Regions from separate parts of the Homo sapiens genome. Here region 2 is linked to region 1. A link is an interaction called in ENCODE POLR2A ChIA-PET data of the cell type or tissue named here. Cell type or tissue: PC-9. All regions are shown on one strand. Links, peaks and the distances in the headings refer to the core of each region. The heading gives the core; the rest is flanking DNA. Region 1 has its middle 22 kb from the start of MGST1. Region 2 overlaps SLC15A5 (solute carrier family 15 member 5).

Region 1 (16,542 bases), core at 3,197-11,196:
TAGGGTTTCTACTACACAATGGGGGTAGGATGTGGGGATTCACTGGCTGTTCCCTTGATCCTTCAGTGCACTCTGATATTTGTTAACAGGCAATCGTAGCAATAACAGCCTGACAATGACAAGGTGACTAAGACCTCAGATCCTTCCAGAATGAAGGTCTGGGTCACCTTATGAGACAAGAAATCCAGATCAGCTGGAATTCTGGCTAAGGACAAAGAAAATCTAGAATGGGTAAGGGAAGGGAGAGGTGATGAATGTCAATAGGGCTTTCGGATCAGCTAAAGCAGCTAGAAGTGCAGCTTGGGTTGCTAATCCTCTATATGTTGTTTTAGAAGACGGCAACTGGCTCAGTCTTGGAAGATTACAATTTTTTACCTCCCTTCCATGGAAGAAGTAGGGACACCTCGCTCACATATAAGATTCATATGTTATTAGAGAGTGTAAGCAGAATGGAGTGGCACTCAGTGAATTTTATCAGATTCAATTTACGTGTCATTTCATATCAGCCTGACTCCCTTGCCTACCCACTCCAACTTCAGCCGTTTGCCTTGCTTTCTATCTGGATTGGTCCCAAAGAGCAACTGCTCATACCATGCTGGGCTGCAGCCTCAGTCATCCCATCTCCTAATACCTCCCATTGTTTGTATCCTCCCCGGGAATTTAGGGCTGAGCTTTAGGGCAACCTTCATCTCACTCACTACAATTCTATGGAAAAGCTATAGTAGCTCAGTGCTTAGGTCCTACTTGCATGCATGCCTGGAGACTCTAATTTCTTTGGTGGCTGTCCAGGGTGGGAGAAAGAAATTATAATAGAAGTGTAGGAAAAATAAAGCCCCAAGAGGTGGACTTTGACCAATGAGAGATAGAAGACAGGATCAGATCATCTGCTTACTCTTCCTCTCTCATTGATTTTTTTCTAGCAGTGCTTTCCTTCCACCTTGTGGAACTGAGGCATTGTCTAGGCTTCCTCAAGAAGCTGTGGCCAGTTCAGTAACAGATCATCTTATTTTTGCTTTTCCTCCTTTCTTGCCTCACTTTTCTTTTTCCTTCACTCTTCCTCTCAATAACATTTTAGCACTGATGCTTTGCCTTAAACTCTGATTTTTAGAAAACCAGGGCTAAGATAATTTGCTTGAGTCATGCTGAAGACTTGAACTATAGGAGTCAATGAAGATGGTAAAGAGGGGTAGGTACATTTGTAAGACAATTAAGGGAGATGAATTGTCCATATTTGCTATTGCGTGGGATTGGAATTAGAGAACTGAATGAGGGTAAGAGAGGTGATTATGAAAACTTTGAAGTTTATAGCATTGAAAACTGATGAAATGATATGTTAACTGGGATTTCAAATATTAGATGTTTGGAGAGAAGGTAATGAGCTGAATTTTGACTATATTCTTCTTGAGGTAGCTGTGGGACATCCAGGTGTTGAAATCTAGGTGCAAGTTGAGAATGTGTGCTTGCAGCTAAGGTGGCGGCTTTAGTAAATGAAGGGCTGAGGTCAGCTTGCTACAGTGTAAATTTTTTATACACATAGATTTTTTACGACCACATTTCTGGCAGACATGTAGGTGTGTTTCAGCAGTGAATGTAACACCTTTTGGAAAATAAATCATCCAATAGCATTTATTTGAATGTCCCTTGCCCTAAAACATTTTAACGCTCCTGTCATTTATTTCTTCCAAATCATCTATCATTTATCCTTTCCTGACTAAGGCCACATTTATCCACAGGGCTGGCTATGATGTGCTATCAGAGGCACAAATAAGGCTGCTGTGTTTCAAGAAGTATCTCTTCTACTGCCTTGCTTAAGCTTGATTTTCACAATTAGTGATTCTACTGTTGAAAGATGTAATTTATCAAAACTGGGTAGATCATTAGTGGGTTTGGAGAGACTGAGAGTAAGCTTCTCTCTGAGTGAAGATTTTGATTATAAGGAAACGTGGATGTATATGTGCTTGTGTCTCTGTGTGTGTGTGTTGTTGGGGGAAGCAGGGTGCAATCAGTGATGTAAAAGGGAATAATAGTGTTCTACTTAGAGGTTAAGAGCTCAGGCTGTTGGGTCAGTGACCTGGGTTCAAACCCAACTGTGTGTTACCTGGCTCTAATGCCTTGGAAAAGTAACTTCACTGAGATTCAATTTTGTTGCATCCATAAAATTGGGGATAATTATAATAAATGTCTATAGGGCTGTTTTGTGAATTAAATGAGAAAATGGATGAAGGGTACTTAGTATACAGCAAACTCTCACAAATTATTAATAATTTTAAAGGTGTGGATGGTAATGCTAAAAGTAAACATTACCGTCTTTATAGTATTGTCCATAAAAGACCTTTTTGGTAAGGTATAATAATTTGTAAATAAGTTCAGATTCAGGATCCAATTTTTTTCTCTTAATTCATTTACTTTATAAAATAAATATACAAATCAATTTCAACCACCTCCTTCCCCACCCGCTTGGGTGACTCATCTACCTACCTCACTTCCTGGTTCACTGGGAAAATAGCTTCTCAGCATCATGGTGCTCACGCATTTACTTGAAAGGTGCACTGTCTGCTTTACCTCAAGAATACATCTTAAATTGTCCACCTGTCTCCTCTACATGGCCTTCACAATGGCAGTGGCCTCCTGTTGGTACTCCTACTTTCACTTTTCTCCCCGCAGTCTGTTCACCTCCTGGCCCAGAGACCATATTTAGACCCCTTCAATGGATTCCTGTTTGTGGTTTTTTTTTTTTTGAGGAATTCTTTTTTGCTTTTATTATTATTTTTAGTTGACACAGAACAATTGTACATACTTATGGGGGTACAGTGTAGTATTTTGATACATGTATACAATGTGTAATGATCAAATTAGGGTAATTAGCATATCCATCCAAACATTTATTATTTCTTTGTGTTGAGAACATTCAAAATCCGATTTTCTGGCTATTTGAAAATATATAGTAAATTGTTCATTATAGTCATCTTACAGTGCTATAAAACACTGTAGGGTGACTGTAATAGAACTTAATCCTATTTAGCTGCAATTTTGCATCCGTTAATAAATTTCTGCTTATGCCCTCTCCCCACTATCCTTCCCAGCCTCTAGTAATCTATTCTACTCTTTACTATTCTACTCTTAACTTTTATGAGATCAGCTGTTATAATCCACATGAATGAGAATGTGTGGTATGTCTTTCTTTTTTGCTTTTATTATTATTTTTAGTCAGTTTATTTCACTTAATGTCCTCCAAGCTCATTCTTGTTCCTTCAAGTGACAGGATTTTGTTCTTTATGGCTGAATAGTATTCCATTGTGTCTATATATTTCACTATTCTTTATCTATTCATCCATTGATGGACACTTAGATTGTTTCCATATCTTGGCTATTGCAAATAGTGCTGCAATCAACACAGGAGTAGCGATATGTCTTTGACATACTTATGTCCCTTTTTTTTTTTTTTTTTGGATACATACCCAGTAACAGGATTGCTGGATCACATGTTAGTTCTGTTTTTAGTTTTTTGAAGAACCTTCATACCATTTTTCATAATAGATGAACTAATTTACATTCCCACCAACAATATGTAAGAGTTCCCTTTTCTCCACATCCTTACCAGCATTTGTTATTTTTTGGTCTTTTTGATTATAGCCGTTCAAATGGGGATGAAATAACATCTCATTGTGGTTTTGATTTGCATTTTCCTGATGATTCATAATGTAGCACATTTTTTCATGGGCTTCTTGGCCATCTGTATCGCTTTTTATGAGAAATGTCTGTTCAGCTTATTTGCTCACTTTAAAATAAGATGATGATGATGATATTATTATTATTAGTATTTTGAGACGGAGTCTCGCTTTGTCGCCCAGGCTGGAGTGCAGTGGCGCGATCTCCGCTCACTGCAAGCTCCGCCTCCTGGGTTCACGCCATTCTCCTGCCTCAGCCTCCCGAGTAGCTGGGACTACAGGCGCCTGCCACTACGCCGGGCTAATTTTTTGCATTTTTTTTTTTTTTAGTAGAGACGGGGTTTCACCGCGTTAGTCAGGATGGTCTTGATCTCCTGACCTCGTGATCCGCCCACCTTGGCCTCCAAAAGTGCCGGGATTACAGGCAAGATTATTATTATTATTATTATTTATTTATTTTTGCTGTTGAGTTGTTTGTTTCTTGTATAGTCTGGTTTTTAACCCCTGTCGGATGAATAGTTTGCAAATGTTTTCTCCCATTCTGTGTGTTGTCTCTTCACTTTGTTGATTATTTCCTTTGTTGTGCAGAAGCTTTTCAGTTTGATATAATCTCATTTGTCTATTTTTGTTTTCTGTGTTTTTGAGGTCTTCTTCATAAAAGCTTTCCCCTGACCAATGGCCTGAAGTGTTTCCCTTATGTTTTCTTCTAGTAGTTTCATAGTTTTGGGTCTTATATTTAAGTCTTCCGTCCCTTTTTATTTGATTTTTTGTATGTGATGAGAGGTAGGAGCCCTGTTTCCTTCTTCTGCTTATGGATATCCAATTTTAATGAATTCCTGTTTTGGTTAGAGTAAAATCCAAACTCCAAACCATGATCTCCATTTACTCACATAAGTAGATTTCTTGCCTGGTCTCCCATCTCATTTTATATCATTCACAGGGCTTCATTCTGTTCCTTAAAACATCAAACCCTTTTTGTTTCCTTCTTGGTCATCTTCTTTCTTGGGCTTTTTCACTAATCTCGTCAGGATGAAAAGCTCATGATGTGTCTGGATCATTCAAGAATGATCTTCCTACTGCAATTTATTAACACAATATCCCTTTCATTTTCTTCACAGATCTGGTATCACATTTTTAACTACCTTTTTATTATTTTATTTGTATATGCTTCTCTCTTCTAGCAGAACTTCATGAGGCCAGACACTTTATGTCTATCTTGTTTATCTTTATATCTTCAATGTTAAAAGAGCCTAGCACAGAGTAGACAATAAATAATTGTTGAGTGAATGAAAGAATGAACATAAGGAAGAATTATTGCCCATCCACATCTCCATGGTTAGCAGAGTAGGAGAACAAGGTGACAAGAAGACCCCTTACATGATGATAATTTACAAGGTGTCTGTGCACCTATGGGTAATTGAAAAGAAGTAAATACAAAGGTTTTTAAAGTTGAGAAAGAAGTGTATAATAATAGCAAATACACTGAGCTTTGTTTACCAGGGACAGTTCTAAGAAATGTAGCTATATTAACTCATCTAATTATCACTACAATCCTAAAAAGTGGAAACTGTTATTAACATTCTTCTTTTATAATGAGGAAATAGTCACACAGGAGTTGAGTTAGTTTTGCTCAAGATCACACGGCTAGCAAATGTCAAGGCAGGTATATCCAAGCAGTTTGGTTTCAGAGCCCATGCATGTGACCACCCTACTCTAGTTTCTTACAGGTGCATCAATGTAATCTTTGATACTACCTGATGAAAGCAAGGGCCATATCTTATAAATGTTTGTATCCACTTAGCCCTAAATCCATTGCCTTACCTGTGATTGTTGTGTATCAAATTGAATGAGATATTGAAGAGTCTGAGAATGTCAGCAGGATAGGTGAGACAAGAAAGGTCCTAAGCTAAACATTAAAATTAACAACTTATTTGGGAGAATATTCTGCAGATTGGTAGGAAAAAAATGATAAAGATTAAATTAAAATGTGGAACATGGCGATAAATACAAATAATAGATTTTTGTGGAATCCAGAAAAACAAAAAGCAGGGTTAGAATGAATGTGTTTCAGGAGTGTGGCATTCAAAAGAAAGAATGTAACTTGACAAGGGTCTATAAATATGTGATTACATTGGCAGACATAACCCCTTAGTGGAGAGGAATGACTCACCAGGCTTCATAGCTTGACAAAAGTATCATCTTTTGAGGCCATGTGATTTTGATTTCTCTGATTCCATATTTACCAAACAACCTTCAAATTTAAATTCAATCTCCCAGTGTTTCCTGACCTGGATAAGAAAGCACTAGGAACAAAAAATAAAACACAAACAACCTGTCTGTTTTAAATCAAAAATTTTCATGGAAAATTATTAAATTTGCTCTCTATTACCAATTTGAGTAATGCTGCTTGAGTATTTTTAATCTACGCAAGCAATCCTTCTAGGCTGTGGGGGTGGTACAAAAATGAGTGAAATATCATCCCTGTTCTCAGTTTGCTTACAAAGTTGTAAGGTGAGGCAGTGTTTGTTTTAGTATAAATGTGGGCCTTATTATCATCTGGAGGAGCTGACCATTAAACTTGACCTGTAGCAGTGGAGGGTCAAATCCTGGGCCCATATAGCTTTGGAGTAATGTGTCTCCACCAGAAATGCCTGCATTTCCAGAAGAGGAAAATGCTTTTTCTTTCAGAATACTTACCTGGCACCTGGTCAAACTTAATTCATGTTCCTCCTCTATCTTGTGAACTGGTACTGACCTGTTCAACCAGCAATGAGCATGTTGGCAACTACAGACTAAAATAATGCCTGGGCTTCCGTGATACTGACACCAAACACTGGTAACATAACCCCCTTTTTAGGTGTGGCCTTGGGAGAACTTAAGAGACAAAGATTGTGTGATCTTGGCAATAACTTGGAAGATTTTTATTATTTGCTTACACGAAAAACCCAGAATAAATAATTTAAATCTATTTTAGAGTGTTCATTTTTCCATCAAGAATTATGTAGTTTGATAACTCTCTCTTCCTCTCTCTTACACACACACACACACACACACACACACACACACACAGATCCATGCACATATGGACACATGTGCATTGTAAGTGCATGAGGATGGGAGAAAGGAACATGGAGGTAACATTATCTGGAAAGACTTGAATGAATTTGGTTGCCACTGCAACCATCACCCTATGTCCTACTTGTCTGTTCCTAACATCTTATGGTCTTCAGCATGATCCCATAAGCTTTGGTGCATGGGGCCCTCCTCAGGCTAGTGTTAATAGGTTGACATAAAAATACTCGAAAATTACATAATTTTAAATGTCAGTTAAGGTAAAGATAATAGGCATTCTATGACAAAGGGAGTAAAGTTTCTCGCAGAAAGGCTGTTTAATAGATAACAAATACAGCCTCGATGGCTAAAACACTGCTGTGGACTCTTGTAACTATGGCCTCAGCTACTGTGCTTACTAGATAAGACTTCCAAACACTCGTCCAGTTTGGATTGAAATCAGTCTAAACTAAATATGAGATTTTTTTCTTTCCACCCGCTTTTTTCCTCCATGCTATTACTTTTTCATAGTTAATGTCTATGTGGAACTAACTCACTGCACTGTTTTTCCATTTGTGCTCCCCAAAGCCTCCTCCAGAGTCATAAAACCATGAATAAGAGGAATTAGCAAACAGAAAGCCTATGATTTTAGAGTATCTGGGGTAAATGGGAATATAATTAGGCTTGTGCTGGTTTACAATTAGGAAAGGGATTATATCTGCCTTTGCTCACTATCTATGAAGGTAACCTGGAGAAATAGGACTAATTTGCAGAAGAATTATCATGTTAGCCCATAGCTCTAGGTCAGCCTCTCTCTCTCCCAGCTGTGGTAACCCTACAGGCCCCTTCTTAAAGAGAAAGCACTGGCTACCACCCCTGCTGCTTTATAAATGCTCTCTCCAACCTGGAGGGATTGTGCTCACAGCACAGTGCAATTTTCATTTAGAAATGGGCTTCCAATTGTGTAGACACACCTCATTAGATAAGCCCTGCCTCTAGAATCAGGGACTTTCGTACAGGTGGTAAGTACTCGGGCGGGGCAGTGGGGGGAAAGCCCAACTAACAAGTAAATGAAGAAAAGCTTTGATTTTTACTCAAATAAATCAGGGAGGGCAACATTCTTTATTCCAGGTCCCCTGCACCATGCAATTCTAAGGTTTGTTATTGCTATTGTTTTATTTCATTTCATATTTCTTCACCCCAGGGTAGGCAGTCACATTCTTTGCAGATAATGAGGGTGAGGTTAGATATGGATTTGGCTTTGTAGAATTATAGAAAAATAAAAAAAAGCCTAATATATTGTTTTCCTCCTTAAGGCTCCCACTCCTATGCTTTCCTGTCATTGTCAGGTATGCCATTTGGAAGTATTCAGTTACATTTATTTAAATGTTTTCTTTTATCAGTCTCTGCTGAGGATATGTTTGGCACTTTGTTTTACTTATTGGTTTATCCGATGAGTTGTTTCTCAGTTGTCTAAGGAAATATGTGTGCTGATAACTGCAGCAGGTGTTAAATCGTTTGGCAAGGTTTGTCACTTGGCAGAGAACCAACCCAGCTTGGGCCACGTCCTGTGGTAGTAAATTTCAGCTCCATTGTAGGTTTCTCCTGCTCATTGCTGATTTACATGTCAGGAAGAACATCTTAGGAGGTTCTATTGGGTTAGATGACTCTGTTGCCCTCAGAAATATTTAATGAATCAGTGCCTATTAGAAGACCAGACTAGAGACAATTGCTCATCTATTTTGCTCTTTTTTCTGTTTTTTTTTCTTTCTCTTAGCCTTTTCATCATGTGAAAGAGAACTGCATCATAAACCTGCTGTGTGCAATTAATATGTGATACTGTACTTGCCTTTTTCTGGATACCTTTTTATGTTTCATGATTAGCTTTGGCTAACAGCGGAAATGGGAGAGAATTTCCAGAGAGGGATGCTACTAAAAAGGCTTTATGTGACAAACCATATTGTCAAACATTAACAGAAAATACACCACTGCAGAATGATGGCAACACGCAGAGAGAAAGCACCAATGGCCATCACAGATAACATTATACATGTAACCTCCTTTAAGTTCTTTTTTCACAGGTTATTGTTCTGCAAGTACATTCTGTAGTGTTATTTGGGTAAATTAATGGTTTTTAGAGTTAGAAAATGTTCCTCAGTAAACTCAGTGCCCCCTTTCTACATTTCATGAAATTACTTTTATTTTAGCTTTAGCTTTCATTCTGTCCTTTTCATATGACCTATTGGTAAACTGAAATCTTGTTTCATTCTCATCACTGGTTGTCACTAATGATGTTTCCAGACCTGTCAAAGATTGACTGTACTTTTGAATTACACCACCCCATCTAAAATAACCACCAAGTAGCCTACCGCCTGAAACACACATCCCATTTTATTCAAAAAGCATTTCCTCCAAGTTCGGAATTGTGATACAGTCTTTACTTGCTCACTTAAAACATGAAGATATTACAATGTTTCCAGCCATTCTCAAATTAAACTCTGAAAGAAAATGCCCCTGTGCAGTGTTTCAAAGATTGTATAACCATAAAATTCACCTTCTTGAAAACACCAATTCTAGCCTTGAACTAGACTGGTTTGGATCAGAATATCCAGGGGGAGTGGCCCGGGAAACTGTAATTTTGACAAAACACTTACTATCAGGCAAGTTTGGGGAACTCCTCTTTGCATCTATGAACTATCTGGTATAGGGGAAAGAGAATAGTCTACAAAGATCGGAAGATACAGGTTTGAGGCTGTGCTTTACCATTTACTAATTTATGACCTTGAGTGAGTATACTTCTCTGAGCTTCAATTTGCTGGTATGTAGATTAGGCATAATATGGCTTGTGAGGAGCTGATATTGAAAATAATTGACAGCCAGCATGGCATGGCAGCAACCAATCAGAATCAACACTGGCCAGAGAACCGTGCCAGGAATCAACCTTTTGATTGCTGGATTATGGGGCTTGGGAGCAGGTGATGGTAAGAAAGCCTGGAAAACTTGGAAGTCAGGTGGGAGGTTTTTGGGAGACTGGGGCAGTGGCTATTTACTAACCCGTGAGAAAGCACTGCAGTATTTTCACAGCTGGGAATGCTATATTCATATGACCATCAGCTGGCTATCAGCCCTGCATAAATGAAAAGGTGGTTGTACATGTTAACGTAAAACTTAAAAACACAGTTCCTAGTCAGCTGGGCGCGGTGGCTTACCCTGTAATCCCAGCACTTTGGGAGGCCGAGGCAGGCAGATCACGAGGTCAGGACATCGAGACAGTCCTGGCTAACACGGTGAAACCCCGTCTCTACTAAAAATACAAAAAATTAGCCGGGCGTGGTGGCAGGCGCCTGTAGTCCCAGCTACTCAGGGGGCTGAGGCAGGAGAATGGCGAGAACCTGGGAGGCGGAGCTTGCAGTGAGCCGAGATCGCGCCACTGCACACTCCAGCCTGGGTGACAGAGTGAGACCCTGTCTCAAAATAAATAAATAGAAAAAAAAAAAACAGTTCTTAATACTTAGTGTGTATTTAACAGATATAAGTTACCATTATCTTTTATGGTTTTATTACTTATATGGCACTTATTATACCTGGAATATAGGGCTGAAGAGACAAAGACCAGGACCATAAATTCATAGACACCCCCAGGGCTTCTAAAATAGGATTATAGCCAGAGTATTAATCTAGCCATAGGAGGACATGGATGTGAATATAGAAAGGGAATCTGAAATTGGGAGATGAGTCAAAGGGGAAAGAACAGACATGATATAAACCAAGGTTAGAGTGAAACTCACATGTTATCTTAAGCAGAGGTGGAACAGGTAGTTATTATGGGGCATACAAAGTGGACAACTGGCAGAGATCAAAGAGAAAGGTATTCAACTATTCAATAGTAGATGTCAAGAACCCAGATGTAGGGATGGGGATCAAATTAGATGTCTTAGTCAGTTTGAGCTGCTATAACAAATACCATAGACTAGATGACTTAAACAATAAACATGTATTCCTTGCAGTTCTGGAGGCTGGGAAGTCCAAGTTCATGCCAGCTGATTCTGTTTGTGGTTAAAGCCTTCTTCCTGGTTTTCAAATGGATGTCATCTTGCTATATCCTCCCTTAGTGGACTGAGAAGTCATCTTTCTGGTGTTTTTCTTATAAGGGCACTAATCCCATCATGAGGGTTCTACCCTCATGACCTAATTACCTCCATTCCACATACGATTACATTAAAGATTAGCCTTCAACCAATGAATTTTGGTGGCATGCAAAACATTCAGTCTCTGCCATTATGTGAGGGCCCAGCTAATAAAGGTGGTCAGGGACAGGAACACAGCCTTGGGGAAACTTGGTTGCACTAGTCACAGTGTTATGATAGAAAATAAATTGATGTAGAATGGAGATTAAACTTCTTAAATACAAGTCCTGAAATTATTTGTGTCTAAGGACTGGGCTGATTACAGTGTATAGATGAAGGCTAAGCAGACATTTCTCCAGTTGCTACCCTGATCTGTATGGGAAGAGCCAAACAATGTTAGGGGATACTGGGAAAGGATTGGGTGAGAAAGGAAGGCAATGACTTGCAGAGGGGCTGGCCTGGGAAACAGAAGTCAGCAGGCATGGAAATTGCCTGCTGGGGAAGTCATTCTTTGTCAACTCACACTCACCAGTAATTCCTGCCTCTAGCCCATTTCTCTCTCATTCATTGACGTCTGCTCCCCAAGTCATGTAACTGTATGGAAGCATATATGCATTACCCCAGGAAAGGATTATATACATTTATTAAATGGAAACAGAGCTAATTGTAGAAAACTTAACTTTAAAAAAAATACAAAATACTACTTAAGGTAATGAGTGACAGAAGTGTAGCCTGCAAATCTGTCATTGAACCACTGCTAGAAGGAAGAGGAATCCAGCTGCTGGCACCTCTGTGGTGCCAAATTTGAGAAAACTTCATGTTTTGTAACCCACAGCAGTATTGATTATTTTCTGCTGCCTTCTGTGGGAACCAGAAATAATTGTAGCAAGAAGGCTGGCCACGGGCAATAAGAAAAAGGGGTTTCCAAGTAGCTCAGGAAACACAAGGGAGGGGAGCATCTATTGGCTGGAACCTCAGGGTCCCAGGTTACGTTTTGAAACCTGCCTCTTCTTCCACAGAGCTCTGGCCAGTGTTGATGTGGAGTAATGGGGAACGTTTCTTCATCCCATTATCAGTAAACTCCAAAGGGAAGTCTTACCAAACTGCCTCCTGGTTGCTGTCATTTCTAAATTTTAAGCTGGTGAGTGGAGTTACTCATAAAGTGGGTACTTTGTACTCAATGACTTAAATAAATGCATATTTATTTATATCTTTAAATTAGTTTCTTTAGGCACCTCCTGTTCTAAGAACTGTCACAGTTAAGCTGAAGAGGGTAAGCTCGAGCTGGAAAGATAGTTTCTGTTTCTTGAGTTTAAATTAAATCCTTGACATTATAAAGCATTACGGATACATTACCATTGTCGATTTTGTCCTGTTCATATGTTTTTGCTATTGCATTATTCAGAATCAAGTTAAAAATTCTTTTTTATTGTGTTTGAATGTTTCTAGGATGTGGACAGATCAATATTTCTAGCCTGTGCACACACTCTACCTAAGGGCTGTGAGTCATATTTGCTTTGAAAGAAATAGCACTTAAGGACTGTCAGTCAAGTCAGTTGTAAGAAACATAGAACTCTTTAAGAAATACTCTGCCTCCTCCTCACATCTAAATATAGCTAACCGGTTGGAGTGTCTAAGACAGATAGTGAAGCTGTATTTTTAAAATGGTGCAATTGCAATTAATCAATGCAAATAAAAAGCTCTCAAGGTCTTTTTACCTATACATATCAAATATGTAACTTTTATTAAATTAAAAATTGTATAACATGATGAGTAATGAATATGCATAAGGAAATGACCCAGGTTCTTCAAGTCATTTGTAGGTCAATATTACAGTATTTTACTTTTATGGATCCCTATAATCTGGTTGAGAAAGCGCTGGGCAGGATGTGTGAAGATGGGATTTCTAGTATCCACTTGGCCATTGCTTAAGTGCATAAATCTGGAAAAACTACTGCCTTCGTCTCTTTCTTCCAAGGTCTGAGTTTCCTTTCAGACTATGGGTTAACAGCTATGTATTAAGAATTAACACTGTATCTTCAGGTTCATTTCCTATGTCTCTGTGAGAAGTTGGAGTTAATATCAATATAGCTTGATATAGAAACAATCTTCCTTTAACTGTACAGCTGGTTTACCCAATTAACATCTGTTTAATGCTCTTGAAAGTAAATAAAAGCAAAATTGTTCCTCTTGTGTCTAATATACTAATGGCACAACAACAATTTATCCAGTGACTACTTACCTTAGGCTCATCTCTGTGCTGGGTGTGTGTATATTTGATCTGCTCCCTGTATGTACTTCTATTTACCTGTCACATAATTTATATTTGGATTCTTCTGGCACATTACTGCCAGGAGTGCCAATAAAGTAGCCATACTGTGCTCTAATATCCTTGATTATATTTGTACCAGTGTCTACAGAGGTTACATTAGCAGACGGAACAATGGACTGTACCATTAAATTAGCACAATTTTGCAGCATCGCCTGGCAGAAGCTCACATTTAATCCAAGAGGTTATTCAACCCTATCCAATATGATTACTCTATAAATATTTGCCCAAGCTCAGCACCAGCCGTTACATCACTAATCACACACAGGTTTGTTACAGCGAAGACCCCCAATGTCAGCAATTTGAAAAACAAAGCTAATTAGTTTTGATTTAGGGATGAGAAGACTTATTAAATTGAAAGTGAACAGTTTACTTAGTATAGTGGCTATTTAGAGCACATATGAATATGAAGATTTATTGTTGTTTGCATGGGATTTTGAGTAGGAACGGAAAGACTAAGCTAGTAATTCAGAGATATGTGATGGCCAATGGCTGCAACCAGTGATGGCTGGGGGACTTGCGGGGTGGGGGGTTAAGGGGAGACAATAGAAACACCCCCTTAAAAGTACTACTCCAAACAAACATACATCTAAGTAAATGGTATATTTGCAACCAGCTTTAGGATAAGTTCCTGATTCCCCTTCCCAAACAGCACTGCCCCTAAATTTCTCCAACAGAGAATTCTGGGACCAACACTAGTATTGGTCCAAAGGTGGCAAAGAAGCCTCTTACCCCTACGTCTCTCAGCCACCAGCCTACTGTGACGCTTGAATTTGTTGGTTTTATTCTTATGTCTGCAGCCGTTAAAATCTGTTTTAAATTGCAAAGATCTTAGTAACATATAACCTTATCACCATGAAATAGTGCAGTACTATTTTATTTATTCTAGTTTTTGAAAAGCAATGTCATTCGATGAAGAAGACATTTACCCTGAGGAAAGAAAGGGAACTAACATTAATTGAACCTTTGATTGTTCCAATCAAGCACTGCATTACCCTCTTTAAATATTCTCTCATTTAATTTAGTACTCATAATTTTATTCGGTAGGGATTATTATTTCTTCCTTAGAGATGAGGAAACTGGGACCTAGTGGAGTTAAATAACCTACCTGAGGTCATCTCACACTGACTTCGGTTGACAGCCAGCTTCTTCCACTAACAATTGAGATCTTGGATAAGTTGCTTCCCTTCTGTGTGTCACTTGCCTTTTCTGTGATGTAAGAGGAGTAGATGAAATCACTCATCTTCCAACTTTTGTGATTGTACCATTTTATTAGTAAAAAAGAAAAAAATTGAGCATGTGCCCTTTAATATATTGACTATTTTAAATAATAAATATGTAGCATTTTGAATGCATTCATTTAAGAATTATTTCTTGCAAATTTTACACTAACAATATACACAGACCTATAAATTTTAATAGATTTTCCCCTTGACTTCAATGGATCAAGATTCCTGTGCACCCTACTTTGGAGACTACTAGAATAGATGGCTTCCATGGTTCCTACAAGTTCTATAAATGTATGATTGTAGGGTTTCTGGTCAGCTTTGTAAATCACAGAAAGAATGCACTGATAAAAATCTTATTGACATAGGTAAATTCTGATAAAGAAGCCAGAGAAGACTGGAAAAACTGGACCAAGAAACTAGTTCCGTTGGGAACCCTGAGTAAGGCAATTTGAAGGAACTGGAAACTCAACAAATGAGAAAGAAGAAGTCAGGATCACAGACTATTGATATAATCAAATAATAATAATAATAACAAATACAAGAGAATACTTTCTATGTACCAGTGTGTCCGGAATTGTTCCTTCCAGTGGGTTCTTGGTCTCGCTGACTTCAAGAATGAAGTCACGGACCCTCGTGGTGAGTGTTACAGTTCTTAAAGATGGTGTGTCTGGAGCTTGTTCCTTCAGATGTTCCTGAGTTTCTTCCTTCCAGTGGGTTCGCTTGACTTCAGGAGTGAAGCCGCAGACCTTCGCAGTGAGCGTTATAGCTCTTAAAGGTGGTGCGTCTGGAGTTGTTTTTTCTTCCCGGTGGGTTCGTGGTCTTGCTGACTTCAGAAGTGAAGCTGCAGACCTTCGCAGTGAGTGTTACAGCTCATAAATGTAGTGCGGACCCACAGAGTGAGCAGCAGCAAGATCTATTGTGAAGAAGGAAAGAACAAAGCCTCCACAGCGTGGAAGAGGAGCCGAGTAGATTGCCCCTGCTGGCGCCAGTGGCCAGCTTTTATTCCCTTTTTTGGCCCCACCCATGTCCTGCTTACAGAGAACTGATTGGTCCATTTTACAGAGTGCTGATTGGTCTGTTTTTACAGAGTGCTGATTGGTGCTTTTACAAACCTTTAGCTAGACACAGAGCGCTGAAGGGTGTGTTTACAATCCTTTAGCTAGGTGGAAAAGTTCTCCAAGTCCCCACTCGACCCAGGAAGTCCAGCTGGCTTCACCTCTCACCAGGCCCTGTTTTAAGCACTGTTTATTTATTTAATCATGACAAAAATCCCCATGAGGTAGGTACAATGATTATCTCTAGTTTACAGAAGGGAAAAATGTGGTATAGAGAGGTAAAATAACTTATTGAAGGATGTGTGTGTGTGTGTGTGTGTGTGATATATATGCCATCTATCTCATTTCATTTAATACTCAATAATTTTATTCGGTAGGGATTATTATTTCTTCCTTAGAGATGAGGAAACTGGGACCTAGTGGAGTTAAATAACCTGCCTCACGTCGTCTCACACTGACTTCTGTTGATAGCCACCTTCTTCCACTAACTATTGAACTGAATTGGTTCCTTCCGGTGGGTTCTTGGTCTCGCTGACTTCAAGAATGAAGCCGAACTGAATATGGCAGTTCTGAATATATGGTAGAACTGAAATTCAACCCCAGTCAACCACCTGGTTTTAGAAATAAATAATAAAAGGAAGCAGAGGAACAAAGAGTCATAGAAAATTGCTATTTCTTAGTGGACATTTGTTCATGCCTTTAGAATACAAGCGTCTCTACCCCATTCTTAAAACTCTTCCCAGGTTTCCCAATTGATAGGTGACTAAGATTCACTTCCATCCCTGCCTCTCCAGGAAGGCTCATCTAGTGTAAGACATTCAGTGCATTTCATCTAATTTCAGTGATAGATATCAGATCCAATTAAGACAAATTAGGGCCAAGAAGGTTTAATTCTGTGACTTAGTATGCGGTTAGAGTCAGACATGTCTTCCAAACTTGAGCAGAGAGTTTGCCTGGAATGCAGTCAACACCAAGGAAGCAGGGCAGAGAAATGGGGAGAGATCCTAATTTCATTTTATGACACTTGATTCAAGCCCTTACAGAAATTAGATATACCTGTGGGCCACCTAATTATATGAGTCA
Region 2 (16,542 bases), core at 5,199-13,198, 100 kb before region 1:
GTATCTTCTCCTTTAAAGCACTCAGAGTTAGAGATCCCAGAAGGATCAGTTTTCTCACTTGTACTGAAAATGTCACTCTAACAGTTATCTGTCTGCACAGTCAAGTTTTGAGAAATCTTTTGAATTTACCGCATTCACACCATTCTCCATTATGGTGCTAAAAATGACTAATGCAGCTTGGAGACTGGAAGACTGTGATAGCTGATCTTCTTTTCCAATCGGGTATACTAACACTCTCACACACTCACATGCACACATGCTCAGCTGACATGAATCCTTAAAGGTTGAAAATATCCTATATACTAAATGAAATGCTGAAGGATGTAGGGTGCCTAAATGTATAATTATAGTGTTAGTTTCATTATGGTCACTTCTGTCAAAAAAATTTGTCTGATTGTTTGAGTGGCCTGATCTTGTTTTTGGCCAAATGAACCATTATAACGTATGACAATGTTATATTTAAAAATAATCTCTGGCATAGAAAATTTTCAAATATCTTATTTAGTTTTATTCTCTCATCCTGTCTGAGAAAAGTGAAGTACAATTTCCTTTTTTTATTAAGAAAAACCAGTTTTAGAGGGATACTGACCTACCCAAAGCCATGCTTATGGTCACTCTCTTTTAGGGCCTTTATTTATTATACCAGTATAGGATTACTATAACCAAATAATCTAAATGAACCTCATTTCTTTCATTGAGGAATACTATTCTGATGGCTAAAGGGATTGTCACAAAGAGACTTATCCTATTTCCAGAAAAACGTGAAAAGTCTCCTGTGATGTCATTTAGTGAATGATGGAGAAGTATGTGGGCTGAATGATAGTAATTAGGTGAATTGGGAACTGATTATATCCAAAAGGAGAGGATTAATGTGTTGTCATTAACTTGCAATGAGGTCTAGGAATTTTCTGTAAGACTCTTTTTTGGTCCTGTCCAATTCAAAAATTTTATCAATTACCTGGAAGAAGTCTAGGAACTTGCTTACCAAATTTGCAGATGACACAAAGCAAGTAAAGAAGTAAAGATTAGTAATTCCCTGGATGACACAGAATCAATTTTCAAAAATGTCTATTACTTAGGATGATGGGTTGACATTTATTAAAGATAAAAATAAAGTGCTGCATCTAATTAGAAAAAAGAACTGTGAGGAGTAGAACTGAGCTGAAAGCAACTCCTGAAAATTAAAAAAAGTTTCAAATTTTAATTGACCATAAGCAGGATGCAACTGTGAGAAAGTCAGCAAAATCTCTGTTGGCATTCAGAGAGAGAGAGAGTCCAGGTTGATAAAAGTAACATACTTGTCCTGATTGTACCCATTTTGTACCCATATTATGTTTGATTTTGGAAGCCATATTTTAAGAAAGATACTGACGAGTTGCTGTTTGTTTAATGGATGGAGGCGCTTTGATAGAGAAAAATCAAGGAATCATGCAATATGAAAAGACTGGGATAGTTTGTCTATAAAATAGAAGGGGTCATGACTGCCATCTTTACTGAACACTTACTATGCATATTAATTGCTTAATCTTCAGAACAACGTAATATATTATTTATTATCATTACTGAAATAGAAACTGAGAACACATAGCTAGACTACCTAGATTCAAATTCAGGTGGTCTGACTCCAGAACCTATTCTCTTAACCCCTATACCATATTATTTCTCCAAGTATTTATCAAATGTTTGAAGAGCTGCTATGTGAATGGAGAACTGGACTTACTCTGTAGAACATAGTGATCAATAGATGGGCACACTCAGGTTATATCTCAAAGTAGAGAATTTTTCTGGGCACTAGATTATGCTACTACATCTTCTATTTTTGGTACTATGTTAGACTAGTTGAGGTCTAAGGCAACATTCAACTCTATGATTGTGATTTATTGGGATTATAATTTGATATAACACAATATTATTATAAACCAGAAAGAATACACTTAAAATAAGATGTAGCTTAAATTGATGAGTGGTAATTTAAATGGTGTTCTCTTGAGCACAGTTTAGAAAGTGCCCCACCCCACAACCCATCTTGCTAAGATGTCCTCACCATGTGTCCTTGGTAAATTTCCTTTCATGGGCACCAAATTGTGCCAGAATTATATAAACTTTTGTTTCTCTACCTTTGTACTGTATCTAGAATATTATCAATATTATACAGACCTCTATCCAAGGAGGTTATATTGCAAAAGTAACAAATGTCTTTAAACACCCTTACATCTGTGGATTTCTACAAGTTGCTTGTATATTGAAATCAATGTTGGAACTGGTTTCAGAATGCTGAGAGGATTAGATCTCTGTCAGCTACCAGTTGTGATGACTAGAGAACTTGACTTTATTTTTTCTGCCCTAATCGTTACATTTAAAAAATTAGAATAATAATGTAAGGTTGTTGTAATAAATGCAATAATGCATGTAAAAGCTCCTACTATACTATATAGATTCCCAATAAAAATTTAGATTTTCAGTGAAATGCTTTTGTAGGAATAGTTGTGTGATTAAAAAATTTGCCTGGACTGATTCCTGGGAGGTAATCTAAATCTTTTCAACTTCTTGAGTGGTTGGAATGTCTGTTATTTAGGGTGGGACCCTCAGTCCCCACCTGATAGTTTATGCTAATGAGGCAACTCAGAATGGAGAGGGCCCATAGATAATTTATGCTAATCAGATGACCCGGAATGGAGAGTGGGCAGCCAGGAAGACCAACCACATGATCAGACTTGGAGCTTTGAGCCACATATACCAGCCCAACTTCTGGGGAGCAGAAGGAGGGTGGAGACTGAGCTCACAATGATTCAATCAATGGTGCCTATGTGGTAAAGTCTCAACAGAAACACTGGGCACTGAAGCTCAGGTGAGCTCACCTGGTTGGCATTATTCTTATATTGATGTGGTTAGTGCATACCTGGGGATGAAGGAAGCTCCACTTTTGGAACCCTCCCAGATCTTGTTCCATGTGCCTCTTCTGATTTGTATTCTTCTGCCATAATAAACAGTAATTATAAATATTGTACTTTTCTAAGTTCTGTGAATTTTTCTAGCAAATTATCATACCTGAGGGAGTCTGTGGGGATCCCCACATTTATAGGCAGCTTGTCAGAGGTGATGACAGCCCTAGGAATCTCCAAACTTGTGGCTAGTATCTACAGTGAGGGTAGTCTTGGCTGGGTGCGGTGGCTCACGCCTGTAATCCCAGCACTTTGGGAGGCCGAGGCGGGCGGATCACGAGGTCAAGAGATTGAGACCATCCTGGCCAATATGATGAAATCTCATCTCTACTAAAAATACAAAAATTAGCTGGGTGTGGTGGTGTGCACCTGTAGTACCAGCTACGCGGGAGGCTGAGGCAGGAGAATTGCTTGAACTTGGGAGGCGGAGGTTGCAGTGGGCCGAGATCGTGCCACTGCACTCCAGCCTGGGTGACAGAGTGAGACTCTTTCTCAAAAAAAAAAAAAAAAAAAAAAAAAAACCAAAGTGAGGATAGTCTTGGGGAGAACTTAGCCAAGATTGTTTGGTCTAACTCTGGGTAGGTTGCTTAAGCCTGCATATGAAACATTTAGATTTACATAAAAGATAAACTGGTAGTAATATTTGACTTTGCAGTTCTTCATGTATATGTCAAATGTGATTTGATTCTAGAAATTTTGTTTTAGTAAATTTTTGGAAATATCTTCACTGAGTAATGTAAAGAAAGGAAACATGTTCAACACTGAAAATGTTTCAGGTGTGAATATAGGTAAGACTTCTCAAGGTTATCTTACAAAACCTTAATGCCAGTGCTTTGTCTCTAGCTTATGTATGAAGAATCTGAGCACTAGAGAAGTCAGCAACTTGCTGCCGTTCACACAGTTAGCTAACACAGTTTGAATTTGAGTTCTTTGAGAACTGGATCATATCTCACACAATTCCAGGTAGCACACGGCCTGGTACACAGTAAATATTCAACACACACTTCAGCTTAATTTTCTCAGATAAGTAAGGAAAGGGCAGAGTTTGACCTTGTCAGTCGTCAGTCAAGGATTAGTAGGTTTCTTCCCAAGAACTCTGCTGCTCTATCTATCATTGGCTTTTTCACTTTTAATTTCATTGCTTCCTTGTACCCCTGGAAATTTCCTGAGGGCTTGCAAGTGTTTATTTTGCTTGCCATGGTATCACCAGTGCCCAGTATGGTGCCTGGAATAGAATGGGTCCTTGATAAATATTTTTCGAATGGAGGTTTAGTGTTAAAAGGAGTGTCTCATTCATAGAAGTTGATTTTTTTCCATAGTTTGAAAGCAGGTAAATTAAATTTGTCTGTTACAAGAGAATAGAAACTAACACTTTCTTTACATCATTTTTAGTGCACAACAATAAGTATTTTTGAAAGTAGAGAATACACTTGTGATCATTTCCATAAAATAAGCAAAAGTACATTAAAATTAAAGATATATCGACATTTTAGAACAAAATTTCAAAAGTCCAGATTTAAAATACAGCCAAAGTCATATCACTGTGATGACTTATCATTATTGTCATCCTGTCTGGCTGTTGTTTTTACCAACACGTGCAACCAAAGAATAGTTCTTTAAAATTTGCTTTAGTCTAATATTTGCTTTAGTAGGTACTTTAATATTTCAAACAATATTTGAATTTTTCAGATTAGTTGTTTCTCCTGACCAAAATCTCTACTGGGAAAATTTTAAAATATCATTTATTATTCAATTCACAATTTCTCTTGGATTGCATAGACAAGAATTGTGGCAAATCATGAGAAAAAAAGATCATTCAGGTACCCTATCCCCTATATTTACACAGGTCTTACTTTTTCTGAGGACTGTCTATGCCAGCTGTGAGGCATTATTGCATATGGTCTCACTGAAAGATCTAATAAGAATATAATGACCAGTTTGTTTTAAAATACACTAAGGACAGCATGACATTCTGTAATTACCTCCTCCTATCAAAAGAAAAACAATTCCCAGAAATTAATGAATACAGCAAGAGTGTATTTCCTATCTTAATTCTATCTTAATTGCAAAAGTGGATCAATTAAAAAAAGACTGCACTGACAAAGCCCCTTTCTTAAGATTTGGTCTCCCCATTCCCTAGTCATCAACTCAATGTATATAAGCATGCCACGAACCTATTTTTACCATCTGAGATGAGATATACCAACTTCACCAGCAGTGCCCCTGTGAAACAGCCAAATCCATTGAACAGTGTCAGAAAATTCATGGAGGTTCCTCTGACATTGCTTGGAACAAATCTGTATGATATTACAGAGACTGAGAGAAAAAGAGAGGTCAGAATTTAGAACTTTCTCCTGAAAATGCTTTCATAGAGACTGTTCAAATTGATGTTGATCATGTATCAAAGAAAATTTACTGATACAATAAAAATTTGGGTTGGACTTTGTTAAGGTTACTATAGTAAGATATACTGTGTTACAATTTACAGATGTCTTCAAGGAATAAAATATGACAAAAATATACCTTGACCCAGCTACAATGAGAATTTGATTACTTAGTAGTTGAGTGTCCTGATGTATTCACCCTAATTTCACTCCAAATTGAATATTTCTGATAAATTTTGGATAGAGGTGTGGCCTCTATTAGATAATATCATGACAATCTATCAATTTTGTGATTCTGTGTAATTCATTAAGTTCCTTATAGAAAACTTGTATTATATAAAATTTGCATCAAGGTTAAGAGCATGGGCTCTGGAGTTAGACAAGATAGTATTAAAATACCATGTCAGCCATCTACTATTTCTGTGATTTTAGGTAGGTGACTTAAACTTTCCAGCCTCAATGTCCTCCTCTATGAAATGGGAATAATATCGTTATTCACTTGCAGAGGTGCTGGGACACTTACCTGCAATACTACATGTAAAGTGCTTAGTACAATGCTGACTCGTAGGTCCTGGGTCCTGAATAAGGGTTAGGTATTTTTGACAGTATTAATCTTATCAAATTGAGTAGTTCCTACTTGTGCAGGCACTGTACAAAGCCCTTAATATGCATTATCTCATTTCAGGAGAGGTGCTGAGAGAGAGAGAGACAATAGCTTAAGCATTGGTTCTCCAAAGTGGTTATCTTTCCTTCCCAAGTCATTTTTTGGGTGCCGGTAATGATAGTAACAAGAGGTTAAAAAAACCACGAAAAAAATTTTTTTAAATTTTCAATTAAAAATAACTTTCTTTTGGAATCAGAAATAGATGAAAATAAGTATATGAGATTTTGTACGTGCCATATAAACATAATATTTTAAAATGCATGACAATCTTAGCGATATGTGTTAAAATATTTGATGTTTATTATAATATGATATTTGGGATTGCTTCAAAATTATACAACCAGAAGGAAAAAAGATGTGAATGAGAGTAGAAATGAAACAAGTTTTGGCTATGAGTTGAAAATTATTGATGCTAGAAGATGGATACAGGGGAGTTTATTATACTAATCTCTATTATATATGTGTGCCAAAAAAATTGTAAGGAAATACACTAAATAATATTAACAGTCTTAGCTTTGAGTGGTTGAATTACTGGATTTCTAATATTCCTCTTACTCTTTTGTGCTTTGCGAATCTTTCCACAATGAAATCATAAGTAAATATTACAGCTCATTTTAAAAAGAAAAGTGATGATAGAAAACAGATGTGCAGTCATGCGTGGCTTAATGAGGGAGATATGTCCAGAGAAATGTGTCATTAGGTGATTTTGCCATTGTGCAAACATGATCGAGTATACGTATACAAACCTATATGGTCTAGCCTACTACACACCTAGGCTATATGGGTAGCCCATCACTCCTAGGCAACGAATCTGTACAGCGTGTGACTGTACTGAATACTGTTGGCAATTAGAGCACAGTGCTAAGTATTTGTGAAGCTGAACATATCTAAACACAGAAATAGTATAGTAAAATATGATACTATAATCTTATGAAACTGCCGTCATATACGTGATCCATCATTGATCAAAATGTTGTTACGTGTTGCATGACTGTACTGTAAACACTAAACATTTAGTTTCCTTCTCTATGAGAAGTAAGAGATCTTATTATCTCTTCCTGCTCCTCTCGGGAATATTTACCCCTGGTTTTTTGTTTGCTTGTTTGTTTGTTTTTAATACTTTGCTGCAGCAAAACTCTGCATTTACCAGAACTTTTCCATGATCTTACTAACACATGATGTAAATGTATTAATGCTCCTTCCTTAATTTAAAATTTCTGTTTTACTTTCGGTGTGTCCTGCACATGTCTTGATTTATTTATCCCATAAAGATTTAAAGGAATCCCATTTTGCACTTCAGGAAAGTGCTCAGTGCTGGAACTGAGAGGTGGGAAAAGGCATCAGTTTATCTTTCCTGGACTTTAAACTCTGGAGCAGAAACAGCACATTATTTAGTACAAAGGGCAGTGCTAAATGTGCACTTTTCCCACAAACGCTGATTGGAGATGAAGATAATAATGGTGATAGGTAAAATACTGTGGAGAAGGGCTTCAAATATTGGTGGCACGGTAGCACAGCTCTTTGTGTAGTACCAATCACCAGCAGGAACCTTGGAGTATTTTCAGAAAGGTCCAAATGGGAATATGAGAGGAAGCCTGAATAGGCTTTGGGAATAAATGATTCACAGTTATAAAAAGGATTTGGCTTATAAACTTTCCTTTCCATAAGTACAAGGAGACAAGCAATGAGCAGAAAGAGTAAGTAGGCCTATTTCTTTCACTAAGAAAAAGCAGAACATACAAGCCCATTATTACTCTGCTAGTTAATTATTAATCCTATGCTTTTCTCCTGCTAGAACTTCTGGTACGGTATATAATTCATGAACACACTTTGCCAGCTCTCTGCCTGCTGGTTAATCTCTCTTTGGTGTCATTTTAGTCGTTTTTGAAAACCTCCAGTTCCCTTTTATAGGACTTAGCTTTTCAAGTCCTCGAATCTTCATTTTTAGGCATCTACTTGCATGTTCTGATCTTTTGAAACTTTAGTGATCATCAATTTGATTTTTTTTAGGCTCCGAGATATTTCTTTTAGCCCATTACAATGTAGATAATATCAATAAGTCTGTCACTATTGTAAAGTTCCCGTTTTTCTATGAAGACACAATAAAAAATATTCAGTGTGTACGTGAAAGCTGGTCTTCTTGCCAATGAGCGCTAAAAATGTGCCTCCAGGTAGTAGCTGGTTAGTGCTTGTAAAGATGCCACATCACAGCATATGAGGAATCTTCAAAATATAGGGCCATAACCACCTTCCTAAGGCACCTGGTACTGGGGACTTATTGCTGGAAATATTTTTTACTCTCGTTGTTCTTAAACAGTTAAAATGTGTGTATTGTGTTTGGTGAAAAGTTATTTTGAACATGTGGAGAAGAAGTACCACAGTCCCAGAAAATGGAACTTTATCCTGTTGCCATTTTTAGACCATTATATCTCCCTTAACCCTAAAAAAGCTTCAGCTTTGAAGCTCATGTTATCAGACTATATCATCTACTTCCCTTTCATGCTGTCATCTGCCAATCTATAGGACATTTTCCTCTTTTTCTCAGAGTTGTCAGTTCCTCTCTCATTGTCACACTCTCTGGTACTACTTCTGCCTTAATACTTGGCAATTTTACTATACATGTAGATCATCCTTCCCACCTTCCATCCTTTCAATCTTGGTTGTCCAGTTCCTTGACCTCCAATGTCTGATCTCCAATCTACCTCAGCTTCCACTCCACTCACACCCAAGGTCATGGCCTATGCCTTGTACCTCAGACCAGTGGTTGGCCAGCTATGGTCAGGTAATATTCAGTTTGCCACCTATTTTAATAAAGTTTTATTGGAACACAGCCACGCTCATTTATTATATGTTGTCTATGGCTGCATTCATACCACAATGACATAGTTGAGTAATTGTAACAGAGACTGGCCTGCAAAACCATGTGTTGGATCAATAACTGTACCCACTCCATAATCACAATTTTGTGCACCCTTCTCTGATTAGAGCCTTCTATCTTCCCAACTTACTCTCCACTACTCAACCACAGAGATGCTATAAGCTATAATGGCAGAAATTTTTGTCTTATTTTTTTTAACTGATGTGTCTAAAACTTCGAGAGCAGTATTAGGCACACTGTAGACACCCACACAGTATTTTTTGAATAAACAAACATAGGGTATGAGACAGCTGAGGTGTACGCTGCTACAATTAAAACATAATTTGAAAAGTTTCCTACTGCTTTTTTTTTTCTAGCTCATCTCCAATGTATAACATGTCTTAGTAGGGTAGGCTATGTCTACTGTCATTTATGGAGTGATTCACTGTGTTTCCTTGCTCAATGCCATCAATGTAGGACACTGTCAAAAGTTTGAATAATACATTTTTATTGTACCATATAGAAATAGCCGTAGACTTCATTCATTTGTTTCTTCAATCAAAATGTATTTATTGATCACCTATTTTGTATATGTACTTTTCGGAAAGGAGAAACATACCTTGATGTCAGGAATGTATATTCTTACAGTGAGAGGCAGGCAATACAAATATAAATAAAGTAATTTCAGATTCTGACAAGTGCTATTTAAAAAACCAGGGTAATTAAGTGGAAAGTGATGGAATGCTCAAGGAAGCCCCTCCAAAGAGAAGACCTTTGAGAAAGCTCAATAATGAGAAGCCAGTCATTTGAAAACAGAGGAAAGGGAATTCTGAATAAAGGATAAAGCAAGTACAAAGGACTTGGGGTAGACAGAAATCTAGCATCTTAGAAACACACACATTTCTGGGGATGTGGTCAAGGGGCAGATTGTAACCAAATGTAGGTGGAACAACACGTGGAGACCAAATCATGTGGAACATTATTCACCATTGTGAATAATTTATCTCTAAAACTCTACTGTGGAATTTCAATCAGGGGAATGATAGAACTTATGTTTTGAGAAGAACACCACAACTGTTTTGAAGAGAATGGACTCATGGGGCAGGAGAGGAAGCAGGGAGAAAAGTTCAGAGGCTCTGGTCGAATTGGGGCTGGAGATGATGGTGTTGTACACCAGGAGAACAAAGGGGATAGTGAGATGTGGCCAGATTTAAGTTATATTTCAGAGTAAAAATGAGGACTTGCTGTTGGATTGGAGGGGAGAGGTGAGAGGAAAGAGATGGATCTAGGATGAATCAAGTGAGAGACAGTTCTGCTTATGCTTCCAGGTCTCCCAGCTGTTCAGGTGGTTTATGGCAGAAAGAGCTGGGAACAGGACACCTGTGCTTCTGTTCTGAGTCTGACACTATTAATTCATGTGAAACATGATAATAATATTAGGTTGGTGAAAAAGTAATTGTGGTTTTTGCCATTACTTTTAGTAATGATAACAACACATTATAACTGCTAATTATTGAATGCTGTCTATATACGGGGCACTGCGGTTTTTGCTTTACATAAAATCTTCCACTTAGTCCTTTGAACAACTCCCTGTTTTATAGATGATGAGAAAAGCCCAGAAATGAGGAATAATTTTCCCAACGTCACAGAGTTAGTCAGTGACAGAACTGGGTTTGAATTCAGATCTGTCTGACTTTAAGACCATAGAGCCTAACCTCTGTGCTGTACTGTCTCCCAGAAAGGTAATACTTGATTTTATAGTTTGAAATACCCTTTCATATGTTATGTCATTTGATTTTCAAGGAGTAGTCTCTCATTCCCATTGATGCTTACCCTATCAATGCTGTGATATAAAGAAGAATACAATTATTTCTATTTTAAATATCAGAAAAGTGAGGATTGGAGGTTAAATGAGTTCCCAAATTTATGTAGGTAGTAATGGAAAAGCTAGATATCAGACCAAATTCTTTCAGTCCCTGGTCCATTATCCCAATAGCAGATGAGTCAAGTGACTTAGACCTCAGTTAGGCCTGATTTCCTGGAGTAAATCAGGGAGTGGTGGAGTAAGTGATGTGTAGCACATGATCTGCCTTTTTCACAGTCATTGGTTTTCTGTACCTCTCTGGCTTCTGAATGTTGAACCACTATTGCTAAGCTGGCTAGCAATTTCCTCCACATATTCACTCATTACTTTTACTCATTATTTACTCTATACCAGCCCAGAAAATTTTGGCTGACTACTTCCAACACATTTTTGGGAATAACATCAGAGAAGATCACAAATATTTGTGTAGTAGCATTGCTTTACACTTCTTTTGTCTTCCTTGCAGTGTTAAACAGTGAGGTCCCCAGTTTAAAATCTCATAAAGTAATTTATGTATGCAAAATATATGGGATGAAATGATATACAATTATAAAAAAAGAAGTCTGAGACACACATATATATGCATATACTCCAACTTAATTTTATTTTCATTATTTAATGAATTGCCTTGGTATCATAAGTATGTGTGTGTATAAATACATATTTATTAAATATTTATTTTAAGGAGTTTGGAAACAACTTTTAAGATAATAGAATCATTGAAGATTGTAGACACAGATGGAATGGTTAGAATTGTTATTTAGGATGATTACTCTAAAATCCATGTGCCAGTTGATAGAATGGGAGAGATAATGGAGGTCGGAAGATAGTTAGAAGTTATAAAAATATTATCCATAAAATATAATGGGAGCTTGAGTTACAATCAGGACTCCTACTACACGAAAATTTAAGGAGGATAGAAACATAAGATGTAATCAATTACAGAGATAAATAGATGTACACACACATTACTGTATTGCAAGAAGCCACTGAAATATTGTGATAAATTGTAAAGTGGCTAGTTTAATTAATATAAGCAATCTAGATAATTCAGAAACCCTTGATATTTAATAAACTTATTTTGAACCTGTCTTATGAAACATTAGTGATCTCATTTAATCTAGTGTAATTTAATTCAAAGACATCAAGTTATCTGGAAAATTGGCTTAAATTTTCATTTCATTTGCATGTTTATATACTCTCAAAGAACATTAAGTGTCATTTTTGGAGGAGTATAAATGAGCTTTTTTTTTTTTTGAGATGGAGTCTCACTCTGTCACCAGGCTGGAGTGCAGCGGCACAATCTCGGCTCACTGCAACCTCCGCCTCCCGGGTTCAAGTGATTCTCCTGCCTCAGCCTCCTTGAGTAGCTGGGACTACAGGCGCCTGCCACCACACCTGGCTAATTTTTTGTATTTTTAGTAGAGACAGGGTTTCACCATGTTGGCCAGGATGGTCTTGATCTCTTGACCTCGTGATCCACCTGCCTTGGCCTCCCAAAGTGCTGGGATTACAGGCGTGAGCCACCGCACCCGGCCTGTGAGTTTATCTATGAGTGAGAGTCGGGGAGGTGAGAGGAGGGAAGGGAGAAGAGAAGAGGCTTTACATCTTAGTGTTCTGGAGTTGTCTTCTGGGTTTTAGCAGAGGTTTTCCTCCTGTGGTGTGTCTGACAAAATGGTTATTGCCTTTAACCAGATTAAAAATCTTTTGTTCCATCTGCATCCAGGCAGAATTGATAATTGTTCTGTGCATGGCAGAGGAATGAGGAGAAATGAAATGTTTGTAAAAAAGTAATAAATAAATTTGCTGGAAGTATTGTGGGAACTCTCTAGGAGGTGAATAGATGACATACCACTTTAATTGTTCTGGTTGAGGTGATGTGTTCTGTGTAAAGGTTCAGTATGTTCTAACATTAGTTGAAAAGGTGTTTACTCACGGGCTGGGTTTACCAGTGTTTCCGCCACTCCAAGTAAAACATACTGAAGAATCAGGTAGAAACAGGGCATGGAGGAAACAGTGAGAACTTTTCCTGAAAGGGGCTGCTCCACTGCAGGGAAATGTTTTCGGTGTATTTCAAAGAAGCCAGCTATCATCACAGACAATGCAGCAAAAAGATTTCCAGCAACTGAAGGAAAATAATGCAAAAGAAAAAAAAGTTAAACGAAGAGCTAGAGATTCATGTAATAAGCCATAACATTTCTTACCCATTGACATTAGATGTTTCTTTTTTGTTTGTTTGTTTTTATTTTTTTTTAATTTTTTTATTATACTTTAAGTTCTAGGGTACATGTGTACAATGTGCAGGTTTGTTACATATGTATACATGTGCCATGTTGGTGTTCTGCACCCATTAACTCGTCATTTACAATAGGTATATCTCCTAATGCTATTCCTCCCCCCTCCCCCCACCCCACAACAGGCCCTGGTGTGTGATGTTCCCCTTCCTGTGTCCAAGTATTCTCATTGTTCAATTCCCACCTATGAGTGAGAACATGCGGTGTTTGGTTTTTTGTCCTTATGATAGTTTGCTGAGAATGATGGTTTCCAGCTTCATCCACGTTCCTACAAAGGACATGAACCCATGATTTTTTATGGCTGCATAGTATTCCATGGTGTATATGTGCCACATTTTCTTAATCCAGTCTATCATTGTTGGACATTTGGTTTGGTTCCAAGTCTTTGCTATTGTGAGTAGTGCCGCAATAAACATACATGTGCATGTGTATTTATAGCAGCATGATTTATATTCCTTTGGGTATATACCCAGTAATGGGATGGTTGGGTCAAATGGTATTTCTAGTTCTAGATCCCTGAGGAATGGCCACACTGTCTTCCACAATGGTTGAACTAGTTTACAGTCCCACCAACAGTGGAAAAGTGTTCCTATAGGCAATACCATTCAGGACATAGGCATGGGCAAGGACTTCATGTCTAAAACACCAAAAGCAATGGCAACAAAAGCCAAAATTGGCAAATGGGATCTAATTAAACTCAAGAGCTTCTGCACAGCAAAAGAAACTATCATCAGAGTGAACAGGCAACCTACAGAATGGGAGAAAATTTTTGCAATCTACTCATCTGACAAAGGGCTAATATCCAGAATCTACAAAGAATTCAAACAAATTTACAAGAAAAAAACAACCCCATCAAAAAGTGAGTGAAGGATATGAACAGACACTTCTCAAAAGAAGACATTTATGCAGCCAACAGACACATGAAAAAATGCTCATCATCACGGGCCATCAGAGAAATGCAAATCAAAACCACAATGAGATATCATCTCACACCAGTTAGAATGGTGATCATTAAAAAGTCAGGAAACAACAGGTGCTGGACATTAGATGTTTCCTCAACATTTGTTTGCCCTCGGGATATCCAGACGCCAGTGATCTGTGCTGTTTGGCCATCCAGTGCTTAGGCTGTGGCCTCACAAAGGGCTGAGTTGACTTCCTCTTCCCTGACTTCCTACATATAGAACCTCAGGCCAGTAATGTAACCTCATTATCACTTTCCTCAGCTCCAAGGTGGAGTTAATAACGCTTACTTTATAGGGTGCTTGTGACATTTAAATAAGACAACTGATATCTGCTGGGGATTGGTTCCAAGACCCCAAAGACACCAAAATTCCTGCTGCTCAAGTGTATTATGTAAAACGGCTTTGTATTTATTTGCACATAACCTATGCTCCTCTTCCTCTATTCTTTAAATCATTTCTAGGTTACTTATAATCCCTAATACAATGCAAATAGTATGTAAACAGTTGTTATACTATATTGTTTAGGGAATAATGACAAGAAAAAAAGTCTGTACATGTTCAATACAGATGCAACCAACTACTTTTTATTCAAGGTTGGTTGAATCTGCAGATGTGGATCCCTTGAATTAGTAGCAATTATTATTGAAGATAAAGCAATGTTTTAAAACTTTTTTTCCCAGAAAAGAGATATCATCCTAGATAACTTTCATAAAAAAGATATATGAGTCAAAAATTATTTGGAGGAAGTTCAAATATAAAATTATCTTTATATATAGCTTTAATTATTATTTTAAACATGTTTTTGAAATAAACTTAAAGTATTATTGGTCCTCAGTTGTCTGGCATTTCTCTGATTTTCACAGAGAAGGTAAAACAGCTATTAGAGAAGGACTAAAACTTTCGTTTAGAAAAAAATTTCTTAAAGAGATAAATTAGCTAAGTGAAGAGTGTAAATGCCAACAATTATAGTGGTCAAACTCTTCTCTTCCTTTTACTTTTGAGGAATTATCTAGAAGTTTTTTGTTGAAATTGAGTAGGATTTTGTTACCGAGTCTGTATCTACTCTAACTATTCCATTTCTCCATTTAGCATTCATATTACTGGACTTAATCCTTTCGTTAGAGTGGAGGCAAACTTTAGCTTGATGGAATTTATTTGAAATTTTCAGATAGTCACATTTTGCTAACTTGCATACAATTTTAGATAAGGCAAAGCTTTCAATTCAGAAAAATCAATCTAATGTTTAAATAGCTTAGTGTTTGTTTTGGTTGATAGAGAAACTGGTAGGTAATTTTTTTGATTATATCTCAGAATTTAAATATATTCATAAAGACTGCTCTTTCCAGGGTCCCCAAGAAATCAAAGGTGTAAAAAAGGAGGAAACCTCAATAAACCTCAGTTTAAAAATTTGAGGAATTTTTAATTTATTACTATTTTAAATTAAGGACTATAAAGGCTTATTCATAGTAAAGTAGAGATTTTGCTTCCGTAAACGGCTCACATAAAAAATACACATTTCACATATTATCTGATTTTAAGACCAAATTCATTATATAATCACCTTTATCAAGATTATTGGACACATTACAGACTCATCAGAAAGAGTGCTAATATGTCAATTCAATTTAATATTTGCTCTGTTCCTGCTATATGCAAGATAGTATGCTCAGCACCGTGGGGGATAAAAGATGAAAAGAGTCTGTTCCATTGCAGACTCATATTCTATTGGGGAGTATCAGGAGAAGAACTTATTGCTAGTTGGAGAGGTGAGAGACATCATTTTATGCTTTTAAGAAAGAAGGGTTTCAGTACGAAAAGGTGAAAGCAGCACACGTGGCATGAGCAAAGGGACAGCGTTGTGAAAGCATCAGACAGATTTTCAGGATGATGAGACGTTCAAGTTATTTGGGAATCAAGGTAGACGATAGATTGGGGTCAGATCATAAGAAGCATTTAATACACTTTTAAGAAATTTGAAAATTACTCTGAAGATAAGAGAATGAAGATAATAGAATCATTGAAGATTTTAGACACAAGTGAAATGATTACAATCGTTATTTAGGATGATTACTCTAAAGGTCATGTGCTGGTTGGTAGAATAGGAAAGATATTGGAGGTAGGAAGATAGAAGTGATAAAAATAATCTGGTAACGTATAATGGGGGCTTAAGTTACAATCAGGGCTTCCACTTCTGGAAAATATAAGGAAGGTAGAAACATAAAATGCATTAGAGGGCACTGATAAAACCATAGCAACTGATGCAAAGAGCAAGGAGGAAGCAGAAGTTAGTTATGAATATGAATCCAGGTGACTGGAAAGATGGCAGTGGTAATATAAGTAAGAACCATAGTAGATATGGGAATAACATGAATTTAATTTTGAGTTGAGTTGGAGGTACAAAGCCGTCATCTAAAGAGAAACGATCAGAAGACAATTGAAAATGTGTTATAGCTCAGGAAATTGGGTGAATCAAGAGAGAAAAAATAATGAGTCATCTGCTTAGAGTCAGAGTTTAGGGCCAGATGAAACTGAAAGAGGATTGGGGAGGGACAGCAGAGAATATCTAAGCAGTGCC

The links. ChIA-PET counts read pairs that join two places held together with the same protein. Peaks named below come from ENCODE experiments on the same cell type or tissue, not always from the same donor. Only the 100,000 strongest peaks of a DNase experiment are listed, where the experiment ranks them.
Region 2: POLR2A ChIA-PET joins it to region 1 with 7 read pairs; 2 of 35 experiments call an interaction of 5 or more read pairs at or near these places.

Annotation. Positions count from the first base shown.
Region 1 is chr12:16,317,396-16,333,937 of GRCh38, forward strand. No RefSeq gene overlaps it. Among named protein-coding and RNA genes, the nearest start is that of MGST1, 22 kb to the right of the region's middle. In PC-9, for the core only: no CTCF peak of the experiment used is centred there; a DNase peak (open chromatin) is centred at 8,196.
Region 2 is chr12:16,211,767-16,228,308 of GRCh38, forward strand. It overlaps SLC15A5 (solute carrier family 15 member 5), which reads right to left. Exons shown (of 9, transcript NM_001170798.1): 6 at 12,648-12,836; 7 at 5,127-5,258. The region is part of intron 2 of LOC101928362 (a long non-coding RNA gene); the gene reads left to right. Among named protein-coding and RNA genes, the nearest start is that of SLC15A5, 58 kb to the right of the region's middle. In PC-9, for the core only: no CTCF peak of the experiment used is centred there; no DNase peak of the experiment used is centred there.